Linked DNA regions of Homo sapiens: regions 2 and 3 are each linked to region 1. The links are chromatin loops, found by intact Hi-C in ENCODE. Cell type or tissue: mammary epithelial cell. All regions are shown on one strand.

Region 1 (8,000 bases):
GGCTCCAGGATGGTACTGGGGGTTATCTGCACAGAGTCCTGTGATGTGAACCATCTGTGGGTCTCTCAGCCATGGATTCCAGCACCTATTCCATTGGAGGTGGCAGAGGGTGCAATGGACTCCATGAGGGTCCTTAGCTTTGGTGGTTTAATGCTCTGTTTTTGTGCTGATTGGCCTCCTGCCAGGAGATGGTGCTTTCCAGAAAGCATCAGCTGTAGTAATGTGGAGAGGGACTGGTGGTGGGCACTGCCCTAGAACTCCCAGGAGTATACGCATTTGTCTTCAGCTACCAGGGTGGGTAGGGAGGGACCATCAGGTAGGGGCAGGGCTAGTTGTGTTTGAGCTCAAACTATCCCTGGGCGAGTCTTGCTGCAGCTGCTCTGGGGGATGGGGGTGAGATTCCCAGGTCACAGGAGTTGTGTACCTAGGAGGATTATGGCTGCCTCTGCTGAGTCACACAGGTTGTCAGGGAAGTGGGGGAAAGCCGGCAGTCACAGGCCTCACGCAGCTCGCACGCAAACTGAAGGGCTGTTCTCACTTCCACTGTGCCCCCACCAACAGCCCTGAGTCTGTTTCAAGGCAGAGAGCGTGATAGGCTTGAAAACCTGACCCAGGCTACCCACCTTCCAGCTGCGAAAGAAAAGGGCTTGGTTCTTGCATGGCCTGTGGAGTCTGCACACGGGATTTGTGCCCTCCCCTGACTTGTGGCCAGGAGGCTTCTACCACCGTTCAAATTGTTACAAAGTTCAGCTGGAGATTTCCTTCTCACTGTGGAGTTTTACCCCCTGCTCCTCTGGTCACCCTCCTGATGGATCCCTGTGGTACCAGGCAGGAATGGCCTGCTAGGGGACCCAGCGAGCTCCCAGGGCCTTTCTGCTGCTTCGTGTACCACTGTATTTCTCTTGGCTCTCTAAACTTGACTCAGCTTTAGGTAAAATCAGAAACTTCTCCCACGAACAGACCTTCAGCCTCTCCAGTGGGAGTGTGTTTGGGAGAGGAGGCTCTCCCTTTCCCACTTCCGTAGTTGGGGCACTCACAGTACTTGAGGTGTCTCCTGGGTCCTCCGGGAGCAGTCCGCTTCCTTCAGAGGGTCTGTGGGTCCTCTCGGGATTGCTGATTTGTTCTTGCAGTCAATCTGGAGCTAAAATTTACAATGAAAAGTTTTATTAGAATGAAGTGAATTAAACTGCAACATATCAGTATGAGTTATTTGCTTATTCAAAGCCAATAATTTCCTCCTTTGTGAATTGATTGATTGATTTAAATTAAATTCTCTTTTTAAAGATTCCCTTGCAATTATTTTACTTCCTATTGGAAGGCAGAAAAGGAAAACATAGGTTGTCTTGGTGGTCTCTCCTTATTGAATATGAACCTTATCAGTGGGCAAGCCTCCATAGAAGCAATAACCTATTTCACCTCCTTAAAGAAATTCAACATAATACAAATTAATTATTTCTGTTTGTACCTGCTGTTATTAAAAATAAACACATCAGATGACACAAACTAATAGGAAAACCTTCCATGTTCATGGTTTGAAAGAATCAATACCATTAAAATAGCCATACTGCCTAAAGCAGTCTACAGATTCAGTGCTTTTCTATTAAACTGCCAGTATCATTTTTTCACAGAACTAGAAAAAACTATCCTAAAATTCATATAGAACCAAAAAAAGAGTCCAAATAGCCAAAGGAATCCTAAGCAAAAAGAACAAGGCTGGAGGCATCACATTTTGCAACTTCAAACTATAAGGCTATAGTAACCAAAACATCATGGTACTGGTACAAAAACAGGCACATTGACCAATGAAACAGAATAGAGAACCCAGAAATAAAGCATCACACCTGTAGCCATCTGATTATTGACAAAGTCAACAAAAATAAGCAATGAGGAAAGGACTTTCTATTCAATAAATGGTGATGGAATAAATGGATAATCATGTGCAGAAGAATGAAACTGGACTGCTATCTTTCACCGTATATAAAAAATTACTTCAGATGGATTAAAGATTTAAAGATAAGACCTCAAAGTATAAAAATCCTACAAGAAAACCTAGGAAACACCATCTGGCCATTGACCTTGGGAAATAATTTATGAATAAATCCTCAAAAGAAATGGCAACAAAAACAAAATTGACAAGTAGGACCTAATTAAAGAGTTTCTGCATAGCAAAAGAAACTACCAACACAGTAAACAGACAGCCTACAGAATGGGAGAAAATATTTGCAGACTATGCATCTGACAAAGGTATAATATCCAGAATTTATAAGGAACTTAAACAATTGAACAAGCAAAAAACAACCCCATTAAACAAATGGGCAAAAGACATGAATAGACGCTTTTCAAAAGAAGACATACAAGTAGCCAACAAACATATGAAAAAATGCTCATCACTAATCATCAGAGAAATGCAAATCAAAACCACAATGAGATGCCATCTCACACCAGTCAGAATGGCTTTTATTAAAAAGACAAAAAATAACATACTGGCAAGGCTGCAGAGAAAAAGGGAACACTTATACACTGTTGATGGGAATGTAAATTAGTTCAACCACTGTGGAAAGCAGTTTGGAGATTTCCCAAGGAACTTAAAACTACCATCAGACCCAGCAATCCCATGACTGGGTATATATCCAAGAGAAAATAAATCATTCTACCAAAAAGACACATGCACTTGTATGTTCATCAGAGTGCTATTGACAGTCACAGAGTCATACAATCAATCTAGGTACCCATCAATGGTGGATTGGGTAAAGAAAATGTGGTAGATATACATCATTAAATACTGTGCAGCCATAAAAAAGAACAACATTATGTCTTTTGCAGGAACATGGATGCAACTGGAGGCCATCCACCTGTTTTTGTTGCTGCTGAATTAACACAGGAACAGAAAACCAAATACCATATATTCTCACTTATAAGTGCTAGCTAAACACTGGATACTCATGGACATAAAGATGGCAAGAATAGAAACTGGGAACGACTAGAGTAGGGAGGGAGAGAAGGGGGCAAAGGGTGAAAAACTATTGAATACTATGCTCAGTACCTGGGTGACAGTATCAATGGTACCCCAAACCTCAGCATAATGCAATGTATCTGAGTAACAAACCTGCACATGTAACCCCTGAATCTGAAATAAAAGTTGAAATTAAACGCACACACACGCACACACACACACAAAGAGCATATGAGTCATTTACATATTTAATAGTTTTGAATTAAAATAAAACTCAGCCATGTGCTCTCTTAACCCGTGAGTGAAAACAGTATTTCAGAAGCATCATTTGACTATTTTGAATAAATTCCCTCAAGATCTTTTAAGCATCTGTTTACCTCAATTTTGGCTTACTTTTCCCCATTTATTTTTCTGAGGAATAAATAGGAAAATTGCATTTAACTCCAAATTCATTTTTCTATTTTAATAGAGATAAAATTTTATAGAGAAAATAAGTATATTAATATATTTTATAGACTAGTGAAGAGATCTCATATGTAAAACTGAATCATAACCAAAGTTTTCTGAGGTACTTTACTTATATACATGTTTCTTTTATACTTGTTTAAAATCTTATAATGGCTTTTGTTGAATGCATAATGCACTTTTAAAAGTTTAGTCTGTTACATAAAATAAAAGTGGTAGGTTATTACGTTGTCGTAACCTGGCTGGCCAGCTGGTGTCACTGTGGCACAGGCAATGAAATTACAATTTTTTTTTTTTGTTCTTGTTTGTGTTTCTCATTGCAGATATTTGATTTTTCATTTTACTTCCTTTCTTAGTCTGTCCTAAGAGAGGCCCTGGTTAGCTTTACACTCAATATTCACATCTATGTAGAGATGATTTTGTCCTAGCAATCCCTTTGCCAGCAGTTTAGTCATTGCCTCGTATGTTAATGTTTTTAGGTTTGTTCTTTTTTTTTTTTTTTTTTTTTTTTGAGACAGAGTCTCACTCTGTCGCCCCCAGGCCGGAGTGCAATGGTGTGATCTCGGCTCACTGCAACCTCCGCCTCCCAGGTTCAAGCTGTTCTCCTGCCTCAGCCTCCCAAGTAGCTGGGACCACAGTCATGTGCCACCACGCCCGGCTAATTTTTGTATTTTCAGTGGTGACAGGGTTTCGCCATGTTGGCCAGGCTGGTCTTGAACTCTTGACCTCAGGTGATCCTCCTGCCCTGGTCCCCCAAAGTGCTGGGATTACAGGCATGAGCCACTGCACCCGGTGTCTTCTTTTTATTAAGATGGGGCAGCAACAGCCAGATGTGGAGAGGATAATCATCTTAGTATTATCTCAGTTTTTTACAGCAAAAATATTTCTGCTTCTAAATAAATGCATTTTATTTAGAAAATAAAAATAAAATTATTATTTTAAGAATTATTCTTTAAAATTATTCTTTTAAAAATTATTCTTTTAAAAAAGAGTATTACAATTTAATCTAAATAATTCAAATTACTCTGATTTGTAAACTGTGTGTAGTATTTGTAATGGATGCTGTTATAGTGCTGGTCAAAATTAATTAGAAATTTGCAACTCATACCATGAGTTTAAGAGCAGAAGCAAATCATACTAACTCCACATGGTTGAAACTTCTTGTGAATTAATTTATAGTTGGTAGATTTAAAGACATTGCCTCCTTAGACCTAGCTAAAATGGAATTTTTCCCGTGGAAGGCCCAAAACAAAAATCCACTAATGTAGGGTGTTTTTACCTATGAACACTTTCTCTAGCAAAATGTCCATACACAAACCTACCAAATTTTGCATTCAGATTTAGTGAGCTTAGGACCCCCTGAACCCTGCATAAGGGTTCTCAGGTTCCCTGAGTCTTAAGAACCCCCCACCTGTAAGTTTTAAGTGATATCACAGAGTATTCGTTCAGTAGAACTACCTTAGAGATCTCGGAGTCTCACTATGTTATTTTATAGTGGAGAAAAAAGGCCCTTGAAGTTGTTATGGAATTACCCAGTATTAATTAAATAGCTGTACCAAAAGCTTATGTGATTTGACTATAACTGCAGTGAGTGCAAGAGCGCTCTCTTTCATTACCTTATTTCCAGGGTTTGGTAACAGTTTTTGGCACTTACTACCAAAGAGGGCCTTTCAATAAATGGTGAATAAATGAATGTTTATTCACGTAAGAACGAGGACGAGGACTAGAAACCAGATTTTTAGACTTCTCTGAAAAACCAGGGAAGAGATATTGTAATCTTATATTTGATACATCTTGTGTCCTTAATTTCCCTGCATGTGGTATTTGGGTTTGTGAGTGTGAGTCTTTGTTGTTATAGTTTTATTTTTAATGATTTTGTTGAGCTAAGTCGTTTCTTCATTCCCTTGTACTTAGCAGTCTGCAATATCATACACTACGATCTGCAGAAGATTTGGGAAAGAAATACAAGAAATTGTTGGAACACTGTTCCTCCAACTCCTACCCCCACCAGTCACATGTTGTAACTTATTTATCTCCTTTTCCCAAGAGATTGGAATCACTGTTAGGTCAGAGATAGTGTGTATACACAGCACAAGTTTTGGTTCATAGTAGTTGCTCAATAAAAGAATGAATTCTAGTAAATAGACTTAAAAGTTGACATCTTTTCTCCTTCAGCCATCCTACCCTAGGGTTTTCATAGCATGTGATTACAGTTTGTCTCCATTCTATATAGGAATGCAATATAATGTTTCCACGTTACTCACACATAAAAAATGTAGTAGCTCGGTCAATGGCAATAATGATTTGATGGGGGCTTTTTCAGAGAGCCAGTTTTGACCAAATATGTATGTTGATCCCTTTTAGAGGTATGGCAAATGGTTTTCAAGGATTGTTTAACCCATACAAATCTAGATTCATTTTAATACTGTTTGCTTTTCAGCTATAGGCTATACTTTTAATACTATTACTACAAATTAAAATTTTAAGTATATTTTTAATATACACATACATTAAATTAATTCTGGATTGAGAGTCCTGTTGAAAATACAATTCATAATGAAAGGTTGAAGGCTTATCTGTCTTAATTATAATCTGAGAGTGTGCCCTTATTTATAAACAAAAGCTATTAGTAATATGTTTTTTTTTATTTCTTGGAGGAATTTTGTTGAAAATACAATTCATAATGAAAGGTTGAAGGCTTATCTGTCTTAAATTATAATCTGAGAGTGTGTCGTTATTTATAAACAAAAGCTATTAGGAATATGTCGTTTTTAAATTTTTTGAAGGAATTATTTTGAATGTAGATACATATAAATATTTCCACAGTGATAGTATGTGAATGAATTCAGTATTTCTTTGATGCAAGTTGGTACATGATTCAAGCTTTTGAACTACTTAGAATCTAGACTAAGTGGGTGAGGCCAAGAGGGTAGGCAGTGAACCACCAAAAGGTACTTGTAAGTTCTTGTTAAATATTGTTGAATGAATGGGAGAGAGGGAGAAAAGAAGATTGAAATTGTGTGTCTGTGGCAGGCAGGTGTGTGTGTGTATGGTGGTAAATGGAAAAAAATCAATAAAAATGTTAGATTTACTCTCTTGATTAGATGGAATAAGATACAGGAGGATATTGTGATCATAAAGTGAGTTATTAAACTTATTTAAAGTGAGAATCTAGAAGTGTTGCTTCCGAAGTGATGACAAGGTCTAAGAGTGGCAATTTGAGTTTAGGTTGCCTGAGTGGAATATGGGGTATGAAAGATGAAAGGCATTAGAAATGAAGATGTTAATGAAATCTGAGACTAAGGTGTAGATTGGGTTATACTAAGTCTAAAATGTCTTTTATCTGCCCTGACACTTTTTTGGCATGTTGTCCAACTACAGATTCCCAAACCTGATCCAGATTACCAATTTTACGCATTTCTGCAAGTATACGGAGGGAAAATAAAATCACATACCTTTACATATCATTATTACTATCCCCTGTCATTCTGCATCAGCATAGGTAGGCAGGCTCATGGAACAGATTTTAAGTGTTTTACAATTTATATTTTAAAATATAGCAACTTACTACCTACCATAACATTAGTGGACTGTATTTTTAATGATCGGTGAAAACTTTCAGCCTAGACAGCGAATATATCAGCTTGGAAGGAATTGCTAACTGAACATCTATAATCATTTCCTGAAAATGTGCCCACCAACATGCAAAAGGTTAGAAACACCCAGTTTAATGGTGAGAGTTAGGGATAAAGCAGAAGCCCTAGATGTGCCAAAGTCTTCAATAAATATTTGAAATTGACTGGAAAGAAGGTAGATGACAATGTTGAGGTGGGGACGAGGGCAGTGAGGAAGGTGACACACAGGAAACGGGGGGGTTGGGTAGGGGCAGAGTTGCACAAGAATGGAAAGCAGTTCTCTACAACAGTTCCTCAAAATAGACTAAGGATCGCCTGCATCAGAATCACCTGATTTCCTTGTTTTGAAATTCGGATTTCTGGGCTTCACATTCCAACTCAGTGAGAATCACCACACAGCTAAGAGCAATCTGCATTTTTAACAGGATCCTCAGGTGATTCCTACTGAAATTAAGGTTTGAGAACTGGTTGTTTAGAAGTACCAATAGAGAGTTTAGAAAATGCTGACCCTGCCTTCTAACAATAGAATATTGATAAGTAGAATGTTGGAAGATAATCAGTTTTATAAAACTCAAGATAATTGTGGAGAAGCAGAGAGGCCACTTAAGGGGGGTTAATAGTGTTACAGAACTGGGGATGTGGAGGCTGTTGTAATAATAGCTTTGCTTCTGGCAGATACTTTTTATAGACAGCTAACTGTTAAACTAACAAAGGAGATTTTAAATTAACAGAATTCATCAAACATTTAACATAAGTGTTTTAGTTTGTTTCTTTAAAAAATTTATTATGTAGATGCTTTGGAAGGTTTTGTCCCTTTTGAAGCATGAGATGTTACTGAGAAAATTTCTTGCCAAATGAAGTAATAGACACTCTGCTAGATGTCAAGAATACAAGTGGTGAACAAGATAGATAAGCTTCCTGATCTTAGCATATGGTCTTCGGAATGG
Region 2 (8,000 bases), 120 kb after region 1:
TTTGAGCTCAGGGGTTCTAGACCAGCCTGGCCAACATGGCGAAACCCCGTCTCCACTAAAAATACAAAAATTAAGCTGGGCATGATGGCACATGCCTATAATCCCAACTACTCTGGAGGCTGAGGCATGAGAATTGCTTGAACCCAGGAGGCAGAGGTTGCAGTGAGCCAAGATCAGGCCACTGCAATCCAGCCTGAGTGACAGAGGGAGATTGTGTCTCAAAAAAAAAAAAGTTGCACATTTGTTAGCTATGTTTTAGTTCTCTGTAAAATATAGAAAGCCTGCTCTGGCCACCTGTGGAATCTGCTATTTTCATGGAATCTGCTATTTTCTCACTGTTACCCTTAGTGTTAGAATTATCAACATATATTGCCTTGCTTCTTGTGGGTTAGAGTTTCCTATTTGTGTTTAGTGGCCCATGGAAAGCATATGAATCCCGGAAGCCGCTGGCATTTAGTTTGTAATGCTTATTGCATAAAGGTGTTCAGAGCTAGTTTATGAAAACGTTTGCAGATCCCATGGTTTTGTTTATCTTACCATCAAGAGTACAGTTACAACCTGCTCTCTTTGAACCAGTATATGTCTTTAGAAACGAATCACTTCTTAAAACAGGAGGAAACACAAAAGATCTAAATACAGGGGTAGATAAATATCATCACAGTAGCTCTCCCCTTCTGTTTCCAAGGTTGAACAACAGTTAGTCTTATTTAATATACCTACATGACACATGGCTTCCTTGTTCCAACTGCCCACTCTCCCCTTTCTTCTTTTAGATTATCTCTGGAGAACACGGAGGCAGAACTGCACTTGCTGTTTGTCAGGACAAAATCACTAAAAGAAAACATCCAGCGGGATGGTGAACTTTGTCAGCAGATGGAAGATTTTCTTCAGGTTTGTAGGTGACTCAAGTCAGTCCCTCTAATCTCATCTCCCAGCAGCACCCCGGGGCTGGTTAAATTTGCATGGGTGTATTTGTGGAAGCAGCAGTTCCCATTCATATTTTTTTTCTCCAAGTTAGTCAGAGGAACTTGGTATTTCCATGCCCATTCTTTGCAGAGGATGTTAAATGTGATCTAAGCCTGATATATTTTTTTTTTTTGTCTCTTCGTTTGTTTGACTTGTTTGTTTGTTTGTCTTGAGAGGGAGTCTTGCTCTGTCACCCAGGCTGGAGTATAATGGTGCGATCTCGGCAAACTGCAACCTCCGCCTCCCTAGTTCAAGCAATTCTCCTGCCTCAGCCTCCCGAGTAGCTGGGGGCTACAGGCATGCACCACCACACCTGGCTAATTTTTGTATTTTTTCAGTAGAGACGCGGTTTTGCCATGTTGGCCAGGCTGCTCTCAAACTCCCGACCTCAGGTGATCCGCACTCACTGGGCCTCCCAAAGTGCTGGGATTACAGGTGTGAGCCACCGCGCCCAGCCCAAGCCTGATGTATTTGTTTAGGGACAGTGCTTCTGCGAGGCTCCTGTTGTTCACTGCTCAGTTTGCACGATTGCAGTTTACTGTGGTGAACTGGTATCAGCCATGGAGTTGCACTTGGGCTATACCTGGCAACTCAAGTTTTGTTTCTAAACCAGTTAAACTTTCGGATAACAGAACAAAGTTCCACAGAAATCAAGATGCCTTAGAACTTGGGCTGTCATTTCTTCACTTGTTTATGTTGAAGAAACAAGCTGCGTTTTGGCATGTTTTATAATGAGAGCAGCAGAACACATGAGAGCTGTGCCCGTCAACACCAGGAGTACGCAGGGCCCACAGGGTGTGTCGGGAGCTGCTCCAAATAACATCAACAAAAAACAGCAGAGTGGACATGTTTGTGACAGCTCACTGTGACTCACTAATCGCATAGTCTGACATACTTCTTTTATCTTCCTTATTAAAAAAAAAAAAAAAGGCACCATCTCATGCTTTTAGTCTTCAGCGAAAGGCTATGCTACCTGAAGTGTTGTTAGTGTTTTGAGACCTGTGAGGTGGAATCATGTAGCAGGGCTGCCCTTGGCACTGGGGAGGAACAGTGTGCTCCTGAGGTTGTGCCAGCTGAAGCCTTCGCTTCTTAATTCAGCTCCTTCAAAATATTATGGCCTTCGGCGGATGCTTGATTTTGTTTGGCTCTGCTGTGAGTTTATTTTTATTATTAAACATGTGCTCTGTATTTTCCTTCAAGTAAAACCAAACTAATTTTCTTGTTACAAACACCACCACCAATACCACAAAAATACTGAACAGTAAACGAATGCATTAAACAAATCCGGAAAATCAAGAATAAGGACCATTGCACATCAAGACTAAAATTCTGGATGTTTCATTCCTCCAAGTTCTCATATTAACTATTACCATCTCAGTCAATATTCACACAGAGAAGCTTAGGATGAAGAACAGCTCTGACTTAGCCTCACCTCTGGACTGCTTTTCATAGTCAGTCTTGTTTTAACCCTTTACACTTCTTTCTGGCAGTCGTTTTTTTTTTTTTTTTTTTCCCGAGACAGAGTCTCACCCTGTCACCCAGGCTGGAGTGCAGTGGCACGATCTCGGCTCACTGCAACCTCCACCTCCTGGGTTCAGGTGAGTCTCCTCCCTCAGCCTCCTGAGCAGCTGAGACTACAGGCGCATGTCACCACACCAGGCTAATTTTTTGTATTTTTAGTAGCGATGGGGTTTCACCGTGTTAGCCAGGATGGTCTCAATCTCCTGACCTCGTGATCCGCCCACCTCCCAAAGTGCTGGGATTGTAGGCATGAGCCACTGCGCCAACCCAGTCATTTTTATCTCTATAAGTAAAACGTTTCATACAGCTGCATACTTTTCTTTCTTAAATTCAACTTCCTTTTGAATAGGTGAGATAAAATTTTTCGAGGTAGGTCAGGGTCAGGGCACTCAGGTCTCTGAACACCAGTCTGAATGCTGGACTCAAACTCTATGCCATAAGAAGTGGGGAACTCTTCAAGGATTCAGAGCAGAAAAATAACAGGAACACATTTTTGCAGATCTATTTCAGCATTTTCACCCTTGGGGTAAGAAATACTGAGTAAACTTGTTTGAAACTTCAGTGTGTAGCAGGCAAGTTAGAGATGTAAGGTTGACTTGGACACTACAGCTGCTAACCTGTTGACATTCTTGCTTTGCCAGTGTAGCTTTGAACTTTTCCATTTCTGGCCCTAATCATGTAGAACTCCTGCCCGGTAACTTCAAGTGTGGTTACTGTTCAGATCCACATTCAGAATGTTTCATTTTCCCAAGTCCAAAGGGTGACTTCAGTGTGTTTAAGATTTTCCTTCCTGGTACTCTGTCAATCCCCACAGGATCTAGAGATGAAACATACGAGGTGGAGCTGAGCTCCCATGTAGATTCTTGTCAAGAGGCCTATTTTTCTGCAGTTGAGCTGTTCTTGGCTGGAATCCATCTTTCCCCCTGTGGAAGAATGACAGGCAAAGATTTATCCTTTCATTAATACCATTCCTCCATAAAGAAAAATACAGCATGAATGCACACACTGCCTTGGGCTACTGACTCAGGTGGTTACTTTCTCTGGTATTTGGTTTCCTACATAGTTTTCGTTTCTTACTACCTCTTGAGTGTGTTTGGTTTAAGAGAAGGGCTTTTAAGGGGGAAAGTGGGTTGGAGTGGGTAATAGGTGGCGTCTTCACAGAATTTCCCTGTAGGTTCTGTAGCTCTCCACACAGGTTCAAACAGCAGTTCTACCCCTCCAAAGTGGGCAACTTTAGCTTTACCATTTCCCAGCCCATCCCCACTTCACTCAAAAAATGTTTTCAAATATAACCTTTTTTAAAAACATGATACATGTGATTTCATAAAGTAACATACTTCATTCATTCCTTCTTCATATAACCATTATTTCCCAGTAAACAAGGAAGCAACATAGGCTAGGCTCAGTGGCTTACCCCTGTAATCCCAGCACTTAGGGAGGCTGAGGTGGGAGGATGGCGTGAGGCCTTCCTGGGAAACATAGGGAAACCCTGTCTCTACAAAATATTTAAATATTAACTGGGTGTAGTGGTGCATAGCTATAGTCCCTGCTACTCAGGAGGCCGAGGTGGGAGGATTGCTTGAGCCCAGGAGGTCAAGGGTGCAGTGAGCCATGATCACACCATTGTACTCCAGCCTGGGTAATGGAGTGAGACCCTGCAGGTCTCAACATAAGACTTCAGTGTGATTCCAAATGTTCATTCTCATGGGCTGTGGCTGCTGTGGAGCCCTTTTTCTCCGCACCATACTGCTTCCTCATGCAGCTCCCCATGTTGTCACTGAACTGCCATCGGGGAAGTGTGTGTGACCCTTGGACATGGCAGATTCCATGCTGAAGGCCTTGGAAATCATTGGAGGAAAACAAGCTTCCTTTCTTCCCATCTCTGTGTTGAGGCAGTACCAGAATGCACAGGGGCCTCAGAGACTTATTTGTCCTAGAAGAATTAGGAGAAAATGAAGAAGCAAAGAGGGTGGTTTTGTAAAGGACAGTAATGCCTAGCCATTGGGACCCATCAGAATCTCCTGGGGTGGTGCTTTCAGAAAATATTAGTGTTGGGTCCACCCCAAACCTGTGAAATCGAACGGGAGGAATACAGGCATGGCCTGTTGCCAAGCTTCCCAGCTGACTTGGATCAGCACCCCGGGTTTAGGCACGAGGGTTTTGGTCCTGTGGGGGTGACCCTGACCCTCACAGAGCTCATTTGGGATTAAGCTTAGACACCCTCTCAGTGGGGCAAAATTGATAATGCATCAGTAGAGCGAGTAGCTTCAGGGACCCTAAAGTAAACTCTTGACCAGTGTAAGACTCAATTTTAAGAGGAAGAAGAACAGATGCAAAATGGATCTTCCTTGGTAAAAACCAGTTGTATACCTGTGTAATTTTTTTCAGTGACATTAAAAGTGAACATTTTGTTAGTGACGTTCTGCAGGTTAAAGTTCTTAAATCTATCTTGTTGCTTAGTCTAGGTCTCACACGGGACTTCACCTTGCTTTCCCCGAGGTTTGTTCTGGGTTGAATTATTTTCCTTTTGGCTCTGATTGCATTGGCCTTGCAATAAACCTTCCTTTTCCAAGACCTGAAATGAAACCCCAGAGCACGTCTTCTCTGGGCACCGGATGCAGTGCCCAGCGCCGCCTCAGCTGACAACGTTTACCTCAGTGTGTGTTCGTTTGTTTTTCCGCAGTTTGCCATAGAAAAGCTGAGGGAACTGGAATGCTGGAAACAAGAGCTCCAGGATGAGGCCTACACCCTTATAGATTTTTTCTGTGAAGACAAAAAAACCATGAAACTGGATGAATGCTTTCAGATATTTAGAGATTTCTGTACCAAATTCAACAAAGCAGTTAAGGTACATCTGGCAGCATCTGTGTCTTGGGGTTGTTTGGATTTTTATTTTCCTTCTTCTCGACCTAGTCATCTGCTCACCACAGAAAGGCACTTTGCATCTCCACGGTTTCGGGGACATCTGGCCCAGGTGGTATTGCCAGGCTCTCGGCTGGGATTGCTGGAAAGTGGCTCTGCCATCCCAGCCCCGAGGGCTTGCATAGCATCAGGGGGAGGCATTTGACTGCCTCTGCTACTTTGGTGCACAGGCTCCCTGACACTCACATTAATGCCTTGAGAGCATTTTGTTAGTAAAGTTCCTCCATGATGGCTGTCATACCATTTAAAAGTCTCTTGAAGATCCTGAATGTCTTTCTCTCCCGCTCCCAGAAGAGAACGTCCTCTTCCAGGGAGACTTCTGTTGTGGTGGGATGATGGAACGGCCCTCCCTTTCCCTTCTTCCAAGCTCTGCTGCCGTCACTGTGGGATTGGCACCAGGGCAACCATGTGGTCCTCCCCAGAGCGGTCTTCCAGATTCCCAAATAACCACAAAGCCTGCTGCCATACTGAGCAAGACAGCTACCTTTCTTGCCCTTCAACCACCAATTCCAGTCATCTCTGGGTTTAATGTAGAAGCCAGAAAACTCTCTGGGTTGCTTGGCTTTCAAGTAAAACTTTAATTCATCAATTGAAAGCAAACCGGCCACTCACATCCCTTCATTTCGGGTGGTGTTGAGGAAGCAAAGCTCGTGAGTCATCTCTCCCCCTCCAGTTGGAATGCAGCTTAGTCCATAGCTGAATTTCTTTGAGGGATTGGTCAGATTTCTCTCAAGCCCAGAATTGCTTTGTGTTCTCGACCCCTCCTTTCTCTATCCAGTTAAGAGAAGGAGGCTCAGCCTGTGGCCACGTTTGCACTCCTCTGGCCAAGAAGTGAGCTCAGCTGTGGGAGGCAGTGGTGGGTGTCAAGGCCAAGTTGGCTCTTAATGAGGCCCTCACTCCCAGGAATTCCATAGGCCTGTGAGGCCACCTGTGTGATGCTCTCAGCCCCACTGTCCAAAGAGCCAGGCACCGGCCCCACCACCACCACAGGCAATCTTTAAAGAAGGCCCGAGAGACTTGGGGACGAGGTGGGAGGCTGAGGCCAGAGCTGCAGGCGGAGCCAAGAGTCCCCGGCTAGAGCCCCACAGAAACTTGGAAGGGAAAGGCCATCATTGGAGGAAATTGATTGTCAAGTAAAACTGCTAACAATAACACATTTGGGCTGTGAGATCCACATATTTCCATGACACAAATCTATTTAAAGTGCATGGCCAGGTGGTAGAGTGTGCTTTGGTATGTGAGCTTGCTCTGGTGCAGTTTCGATGGGAAGGGCTGGGTTCTCTGGAGCAGGGTGAAGGTTGAAAGATTTGTAAAGCACACCTCCTCCTCTTCCTCTTCTCTGATTGTGGGAACAGGCTAGGACGTGAGAGGCAGAGCCATGTGCTGCAGGCTGCAGCTGGCAGAGCCACCATGCCACGTGTGGTGTTGCTTTACCAAGGAGCAGTCAGGGAACAGAGCTGAACAGAGCATCTCTTAATATTGTGGCTATACATTAATACATCCAAATCACTGTTAAGTAGAATGTGCTACACATGAATGTGTGTAGGACAGATCCATGCTGCACAGAAGTACAATTTGAGGCTCGCTCTTTAAATACCCACAGTATTTTTCTCAGCTATTGCCTATATAGCCCTTTCCTGGAAGTCCTCTGTGTCTTATACTGCTCAGAAACAGAGTTGGCTTTCCTTGGAGTTGAGGTCGCATGCTTATGTGGAATGGCAGCCTCCACTGAGCAGTGCCTTGGCTGGAAAGCTGGAAGTTGGGCCCAAGGATCGGATAAAAACTGTAGACAGATTGTTGGGCCAGGTCTACAGCACTCACCCCTTCTGCTCAGATCCCTAGTAGCTTTGAAGAGCCTCACCCTCCCTCTACACACACACACATGCGTACACACACACACATGCATGTGCACACACACAGCCTCTTTCTCAGTGTAAGACATGACCCTGAGCTCCCCTCCATGCCTGTATCTTTCTTTGGCTCTTAGCGTAGGTGGCTCTGGAACTGCACATTGGTCCCACATGTCTCATGCATCTTCGGGCTTCTCTCCATCCCTCAGGACAACCACGACCGGGAGGCGCAGGAGCTGAGGCAGCTGCAGAGGCTGAAGGAGCAGGAGCAGAAGCAGCGCTCCTGGGCAACTGGGGAGCTGGGGGCATTTGGCCGGAGCAGCAGTGAGAATGATGTGGAGCTGCTGACCAAGAAGGGTGCAGAGGGCCTGCTCCCTTTCCTGCACCCCAGGCCCATCAGCCCCTCCAGCCCCTCCTACCGGCCCCCGAACACCCGCCGCTCCCGCCTCTCCCTGGGTCCCTCTGCTGACCGGGAGCTGCTGACCTTCTTGGAGAGCTCCACCGGCAGCCCTGAGGAGCCCAATAAGTTCCACAGCCTGCCCCGGAGCAGCCCCCGGCAGGCCCGGCCCACGATAGCCTGCCTGGAGCCTGCAGAAGTGAGGCACCAGGACTCCAGCTTTGCACACAAACCTCAGGCCTCGGGGGGCCAGGAGGAGGCCCCCAACCCACCCTCAGCACAGGCGCACCAGCTTGCAGCCGCCCAGCCTGAGAACCATGCCTCTGCCTTCCCCAGAGCTCGGC
Region 3 (8,000 bases), 470 kb after region 1:
GAAAATAATCTATAAGTAAATCCATAATATGAAAATCGCCTACTATTTTTATAACTATCTGTGGCCTTCGGTTTGTCAAATGTACTGAAAGCCAAGCGTCCACATTTCTTCCAAGAGCTGCTGAGTGAGAGGGTAGAATTTTGGCAAAACTGTAAAATAAGGCCCTTTCCTGTTGCATATCCTTAGGGCAAGGCCCCTTTGCCAGGTTTCCCTCTCCCACTAAAACCAAGAATGGCAGGACCCAAACTGAGTCTGAACCATCCCAAATGCCCCACACACCCCAAATGCAAACCAGGTCCACAAAGATAGAAGACAGAGGCAGAGTGACCAGGGCTGAGAATGTTTATTGCCATGCCCAAGGCAGCACAGACCTGACAGATAGCAGTGCCATAGGGTAAAGTGGGAAAGCCATGTCAGATAAAGGCAGGCCGTATTAGTTTTTATTATGATGTCTTTGTGGGATCTAAGAATATTTTAAACATGTTAATATGCAGCTACAAATTAATAAGAGAAGATTGACATTTACTTAAAAAAGTGATTTTGCAGAGACTGTTGTCAGGAAGAGAGGTTTAATAGCATATGGATTAGGTTATTGGGGAGGGAGGGTGCCCTTTTTTTAAAGTATATTTAAAAACAATGCATTCTCAGGTACCTGTGGAAATCTGAATTATTCTCTTGCTGAAACAGAGAAATCTAACCCTTTAGTGCTTAATTTTTATGATTTTATCATTTATTTTAGGTACCAAAGGAAGAAATAAAGGAGAGTTTACAAATCTTCAGGGGGTAGCTGCATCTACAAATGGAAAGATATTAATTGCAGACAGTAACAACCAATGTGTGCAGGTATAGCCCCTAATTATATACCTTTAACTACTTATATTGATAAAAATATATATAGTTACATATATTCCTACTTTAGACTTCAGATACATGGTGTAAGGAAAAAAGCTTATGTTTATGTAGACTTTTCTTCAAATAGAGTTTGCGTGTTCTGATCTCTGTATGTATGGCAGATGTTTCTGCCTATGCCTTCCTCAGCAATGCCTGTACTAGTTCACATTCCAATGAATGTAATTTATCTTACAGATATTTTCCAATGATGGCCAGTTCAAAAGTCGTTTTGGCATACGGGGACGCTCTCCGGGGCAGCTGCAGCGGCCCACAGGAGTGGCTGTACATCCCAGTGGGGACATAATCATTGCCGATTATGATAATAAATGGGTCAGCATTTTCTCCTCCGATGGGAAATTTAAGGTAAGATTAACTACTAATTGTTCACTAAACAATGGAGAGAAGGAACAGGAAATACAAAATGAAATTGCATATTTCTTTTTTGAGATGCAGTGCAACATTCAACAATTCTTCATACACAAAGATATCTGACATCTAAGTTTGTGAAGTGAGAGTAACAGTGATAATTTCATAAATCTATTCATATATATCCTAAATGTGGCTTTGTTTTTTAAAGCAATTAGGTTGCTCAGTCACTTTTTTTCTTTAAAACCATAGATTTACAGGGAAACTGGTCCTGTTACCTCAATTCAATGAAAAACAACAAGGTTTTCAAAAGAGTTATTAAGAGGCAGTTTATATTTCTCAAATTAGTCTACATGTTGTCACTTAGGAAGTACTTTTTACTTTCTCAGGCCTGTGACAGATGATATGGGAGAAACAGAATTGTAAAAAATAGTTTCCACCTTTTAAAAATGTACAGGCCCATTTTGGAAAAAAGACTCAAACACAAGAAATGACAGAAAACAATTTATGTCAGTCTCTAATGAGTCGTACATTGATACAATCTGAAAACATACGTACATAATATGGGACTTGGAAAAAAAAAGAAAAGGCTGAATTTCCAGAGAAAATGGAAGTGGAGCTACACTTTGAGGGATCCCATTGTTTGATATATTTGCTATCATTCCCAGCGTCAGCTTTTTGCAAATAAAAATTTAACTCAATGTCTTCACCTAATTGCCAAAGAGTAGAGAGCCCTCTGGTGATAACAGAAATCTCTCTTATGAAGTGTCATCAAAGAATTGTATCAGCCCGCCCATTTTCTACATTTGCTCATAAAAAAATTGTGAGACACGTCGTCAAAGATCTTTGTAAGGGCCATTTGCATTATGCCTTTTTTTTTTTTTTTTTTTTTTTTTGAGACGGAGTCTTGCTCTGTCACCCAGTCTGGAGTGCAGTGGCGCGATCTCAGCTCACTGCAAGCTCTGCCTCCCAGGTTCACGCCATTCTCCTGCCTCAGCCTCCTGAGTAGCTGGGACTACAGGTGCCCGCCACCACGCCCGGCTAACTTTTTGCATTTTTAGTAGAGACGGGGTTTCACCGTGTTAGCTAGGATGGTCTGGATCTCCTGACCTCATGATCCGCCCGCCTCGGCCTCCCAAAGTGCTGGGATTACAGGCGTGAGCCACCACGCCTGGCCGCATTATGCCTTATATATTTCCCTGTCCAGCCTACTAGAGGCTTCTATTTCTGTTGATAACATGAGTTTTAACTCAGATCAACACATTGCCATCCCAGCTTATTACTGTTTGGCCATCTGCAAATCGTAACTTCCTTGAGCTTCAATAGCCTTGTTTTTAAAATTTTGATTTAAAAAAGATCTATCTTGGCCAGGCGCAGTGGCTCAGCCTGTAATCCCAGCACTTTGGGAGGCCGAGGCGGGCGGATCACAAGGTCAGGAGATCGAGACCATCCTGGCTAACACGGTGAAACCCCGTCTCTACTAAAAATACAAAAAAATTAGCCGGCCGTGGTGGCGTGCACCTGTAGTCCCAGCTGCTGGGGAGGCTGAGACAGCAGAATGGTGTGAACCCCGGGAGGCGGAGCTTGCAGTGAGCCAAGATCGTGCCACTGCACTCCAGCCTGGGCGACAAAGCAAGACTCTGTCTCAAAAAGAAAAAAAAAAAAAAAGATCTATCTTGCCTGGGCATGGTGGCTCATGCCTGCAATCCCAGCACTTTGGGAAGCTGAAGCAGGAGGATTGCTTGAGCCCAGGAGTTCAAGACCAGCCTGGGAAACATGGCAAGACCCTGCCTCTACAAAAAATAAAATTAGCCAGGTGTGGTTGCACAGGCCTGTAGTCCCAGCCACTTGGGAGGCTGAGGTGGGAGGATTGCTTGAGCCCAGAAGTTAGAGGCTGCAGTCACCCGTGACTACACCTGTGCACTGCAGCCTAGGTGACAGAGTAAGACCCTGTCTCAAAAGAAAAAAAAGACCTATCTCATAGGATTTAAGCAAAGACTAAATGAGATTTTATGTGCCACATACAAAATAAGGATCTAAGAAATGAATGTTCTTTTCCATGCCGCTAGTAACCCTGTCCAAAAAATGAAGTCTTGTTTGGTCAGCTGTGATCTGGGCTTCATGTCCTCATGCAGGCACCTGGTGGTCATCACTTTGTCTAGGAGTTTGGAGATGCTGCTTTTCATAATCCAATCTGGAATTCTAAAGATTACTCAAAGTGTACTTATTGGTTTCTTTCTGGAAGAATTTCTGTTTTCCTTTTTAAAGTCTTCAGACTGCTGTAGTCCCCTCATTGTTTTAATGAAATGAGTTACGTAATTGTGAAACTCTCAGATTTGAGCCTCTGTTTTGTGTGAGGCAGCATCTTGTCAATTTTGGAGACTGAAAAACTGTCATTTTTTATTCCATAATATTGCATGCAATTCTTCAATCACCCTTGAATTTTTGGTTTCACTAGAAATTTAATGGCTCTGTATGATGACCACATATATATAAAAATCTCCTGCCTTTCTGTAGCTCTAACTTCTTCCCCCTTTTTTGCATTTTAATAATTGTATATGTGGTAAGACATACCCAAATATGACAAGTTTAATGTGAATATTTATATCTTGAATATCTTGAAAATGTTTATATAGTTTGGAGGCAACCCATTTGTTTATGTTTTATACTCTAGCAAAACCGTGATCTGTCTTTGTAAATTCAGAAGCTAATACTAAAATAGGTTCACTTACGGAGACAGGAGTTTTATGTCTAAGGAAGAAGGGCTCTCTAAGCATTTTTTGTTCAGTGGTTCAATAGTCTATCTGTAATAGACACTCTTAGAAGAACTGGGTTCTTAGAGTTGGAATATTAAAGGTAATAATGAGAATAAACTCTAAAGAACACTCATGCCCCCTAGAGGATTGGGGGAGTGGAGGTGGTGTAGTTTCAGCAATACCCTCTTCTATGATAGGTGTTGATCAAAACCCAAAGGGTAAAAGGATAGCATGTAAAAACACTTTAGGACCCTCACAGGAGTTCATCCAAGTGGAATATCCACAGGTATAGACAGAGATACTTATTTTCTTCTTTTTCTTCTTTGGTGGGACTCAGTAAAATTAAACAAGTGCTGAGAAAGACACACGTTTAACACCAGTGTAGACTCTTTGTATTTATTCCTAGTAGTTCCAGAGATGTAACATCTTATCTCCTTTTCTTTTATTCACCAATTTATTAGCCCTAATTTTTATTTCTCTCTGCCTCCTCTGAATTTATTCTATCTTCCCCACTGCCTCCTATCTTCCAGCCCATCTAGAAACCTTTTCTATCCAAACAAATGGAAACACCTCTGGCCACCTTACTCTAAAATATCTCATCTCTTTCCTGTTCAATTTAAGGAACTATTTGTTGAGTTAAATACCCTGATTAAACCATTCCAAAGGCAGGGTTAAAATATTTTTGCTGGGCCGGGCACAGTGGCTCACATCTGTAATCCCAGCACCTTGGGAGGCCGCAGCGGGCAAATCACCTGAGGTCAGGAGTTCAAGACCAGCCTGGCCAACATGGTGAAATCCCATCTCTACTAAAAACACAAAAAATTATCTGGGCATGGTGATGGGCGCCTGTAATCCCAGCTACTCGGGAGGCTGAGGCAGGAGGATCACTTGAACCCGGGAGGCAGAGGTTGCAATGAGCTGAGATTGCGCCATTGCACTCCAGCCTGGGCAACAAGAGCAAAACTCTGTCTCAAAAAAAAAATATATATATATATTTTTTGTTGTTTACTATTCTGTTTAAGATGGGGTTGACACAATCAGGGAAATGCAGGGATTCTTACCTTTCACTTGGTTGAATCCAGTGCAGCTAAACTAGGAGTGATGAAGGGAAGTGTAAAGAAATTTTGGTTCAATGTTTAAGTTATTCTTTCAGATCTGCCCTAGTTGTCACTACATGATAGAATGGAAGTAACCCTTTATTTTCTCTTTTTATTCTAGATAATTATCCATTTGATATTATTTGGTTGAGTCATCTAAGCAACTACAAGTGTTCATAATGTTAGGTAGTAATGACATTCTTGTTTTAATCATCGAAGTGCCTTCTCTCCCTTTTGATCTCTGCTGACTTACCCTCCATTTAGACATGAAACAACAAATGCCATTTCTTTACCCACCATTGTGTTATAGCCTCTTTGATCTTTGGGCTAGATTGGAGAATCAGAATCAAATTTACACAGCAGTTCCTCTTGCCAAGAAAACCACTGTTTCTTTCCTAAGTAATTGTGTTCCTTTGCTCTAAAGAGATGAAATCTGAATCTTCATCATTTATAAACTTAGAAGAATAAAAGGAGCATATAAAGTCTAAAGTCCCCATCATGCAAAGTCCCATCCTGCTACTAGAAAATTTAAAAATACATATGTGGTTCACATTATATTTCTATCAGACAGCACTAATATAGAGAGATAAAATAAGAAGGCTAAAGCATAACCTATGAGAATATAACTTTTTGGGTTTTCTAAGATATAGACGCTGATTTCTCACTTTTCCTTCCAGAAGTCTATGTACATACATGCACACATATAACACATGTGGACTCAGACTACACTCATTGTTCCTTACCTTAATTTGTTTAATAGCATGTCTGAGAGTTTTTGTTGTTGTTGTTGTTTTCGAGACAGAGTCTCGCTCTGTCACCCAGGCTGGAGTGAGGTGGCGCGACCTTGGCTAACTGCAACCTTCATCTCCCAGGTTCAAGTGATTCTCCTGCCTCAGCCTCCTGAGTAGCTGGAATTATAGGCACCCACCACCACACCCAGCTAATTTTTGTATTTTTAGTAGAGATGGGGTTTCACCACCTTGGCCAACTGGTCTCGAACTCCTGACCTCAAGTTATCCACCCACCTCGGCCTCCCAAAGTGCTGGGATTACAGGTGTGAGCCACCGCGCCCGGCGAAGAGTTCTTTCATAAAAACACATAGATCTGCTTCCCTCCAACACGTCAAGCCTGGGTGCCAGGGAGAACTGTGGTTCTTATAGTTTCCCTGACTTAACATACATTCCTTCCTGCTGTTTCCTCACCTGGGGTGGTCCTTCGCCTTCCTTGTCTGCTGTGGCGTCATCAAGTTTTCACTTCACATGCATTCTGAGATGGCCTAATTGAATTCTCCCAAGTATATTAAAATGAAGACTCAATACCACACTCTTTAAAGAGATACAGTAGACATGTTTGTCCCTGCAATGTGACTGAGACATACTTGAGGGCAAGAGCTACGTCTTATTTGTGTTTGTTTGCCATGTGCCTAGAATACCGTCAGGCACATAGTGGGTGCTTGGGCAGTGTTTGTAGAATTAGGAAATAAATAAGTGAATGAGTGAAGCACTTCTTTATACGTAGTCTAGAAAATTAAGCTATAGAAAGAAAAGTAAAGGTACAAGACCTGTATCTCATGGCAAATAGACATTTAAATACACACCACAGTCTACTCAAGAACAGGAATAAAATTTAAAATACGGTATATGATTGATAGAAATCAAATGCTTTTCCCCTATTTTAAAATATGATAAAAAGTGGAGCCATTTAATCATTATGATTGCCCTATAATAATGCTAGACTTTTAAAATTAATGTATCCAATAGATATTCATTGAATATTTATTATGCACCAAGAAGTGTGTTGCCCCTGAGTACACAATGGTGAATAAAACAGATGTGACTCCCGCCCAAGGAGAACTTAATTCTCGTAAAGTTTAATGCTAGATGCCAGGCAATTTTGATATTATGATCTATAACAATGACAGTGATGGCTTCCCTACAGTGACTGCTTGCTGTGTGCTACACTCTACAGTAAACCCTTTACCTACCTTATTTTACTTAATACATCTTCCAAAAATGCCATTAGGAGTTGTCGAGTTGTCATTTTTTGGACATTTTTTAATGTATAAGGAATCTGAAGTTTAAGGAAATGAAATCCATCTGTGCTATTCCAGGTGTGTTTAAAGCAAGCAATGGAAGTAGGTCATTCTTCTGAGTCATAATCCAGTGATCTTTCACCAGATCACACCGCCTCTTCAGCAGGGAACTGTGACCCCAGTTTAGGGGATCCTAGACTATTTTTGGTGGTGATCTCTTTTAAGAATAAGGATTTTAAGGGCTGGGCACGAGGGCTCATGCCTGTAATCCCAGCACTTTGGGAGGTCGAGGTGGGTGGATCACAAGGTCAGGAGTTCAAGACGAGCCTGGCCAACAAAGTGAAACCCTGTCTCTACTAAAAATACAAAAAAAATTAGCCAGGCATGGTGGTGCACGCCTGTAGTCCCAGCTATTCAGGAGGCTGAGGCAGGAGAATTGCATGAACCCAGGAGGTGGAGGTTGCAGTGAGCCGAGATTGCACCACTGCACTCCAGCTGGGACAACAGAATGAGACTTCGTCTCAAAAATAAATAAATAAATAAATAAAAGAATAAGGATTTATATAGATATCAGCAGCAGATAATGGATGTGACAAAGCCAGTTTTCCAAGACAGAAGTTCATTGTGATATATGAGTAGCTGTGTACCCGTTTGAACCTTCAGGTAAATGTTGACCAAAACAGTGTTTATCTTCATGTTCTGTAGTGGTTTAAACTTTGACTCTATACTGTACTTCTATTTCTGTACTTGTTTCAAACAGACAAAAATTGGATCAGGAAAGCTGATGGGACCCAAAGGAGTTTCTGTGGACCGCAATGGGCACATTATTGTTGTGGACAACAAGGCGTGCTGCGTGTT

The links. A loop is a pair of places that touch in the nucleus more often than their neighbours do. Peaks named below come from ENCODE experiments on the same cell type or tissue, not always from the same donor. Only the 100,000 strongest peaks of a DNase experiment are listed, where the experiment ranks them.
Region 2: a loop joins it to region 1, with 3 times the contacts of the local background. A loop is called at or near these places in 2 of 110 quality-filtered maps.
Region 3: a loop joins it to region 1, with 6 times the contacts of the local background. A loop is called at or near these places in 20 of 110 quality-filtered maps.

What each region holds. Positions count from the first base shown.
Region 1 is chr4:152,843,220-152,851,219 of GRCh38, forward strand. All of the region lies in intron 2 of ARFIP1 (ARF interacting protein 1), which reads left to right. Among named protein-coding and RNA genes, the nearest start is that of ARFIP1, 67 kb to the left of the region's middle. RefSeq lists enhancers at 1-1,133, 23-630, 3,986-4,486, 7,198-7,492, 7,379-8,000. In mammary epithelial cell, a CTCF peak has its summit at 3,669 (motif pointing right); DNase peaks (open chromatin) are centred at 6,342 and 7,362; H3K4me3 peaks cover 197 bases; H3K27ac peaks cover 2,455 bases.
Region 2 is chr4:152,967,207-152,975,206 of GRCh38, forward strand. FHDC1 (FH2 domain containing 1) reads left to right here. Exons shown (of 12, transcript NM_001371116.1): 10 at 774-891; 11 at 5,171-5,335; 12 at 7,469-8,000. Among named protein-coding and RNA genes, the nearest start is that of FHDC1, 35 kb to the left of the region's middle. RefSeq lists enhancers at 4,562-5,761, 5,850-6,370, 6,371-6,890. In mammary epithelial cell, no CTCF peak of the experiment used is centred here; DNase peaks (open chromatin) are centred at 1,795, 3,425 and 6,105; H3K27ac peaks cover 3,670 bases.
Region 3 is chr4:153,314,746-153,322,745 of GRCh38, forward strand. It overlaps TRIM2 (tripartite motif containing 2), which reads left to right. Exons shown (of 12, transcript NM_015271.5): 7 at 740-843; 8 at 1,087-1,254; 9 at 7,903-8,000. Among named protein-coding and RNA genes, the nearest start is that of MND1, 26 kb to the right of the region's middle. In mammary epithelial cell, CTCF peaks have their summits at 1,990 (motif pointing left) and 4,164; no DNase peak of the experiment used is centred here.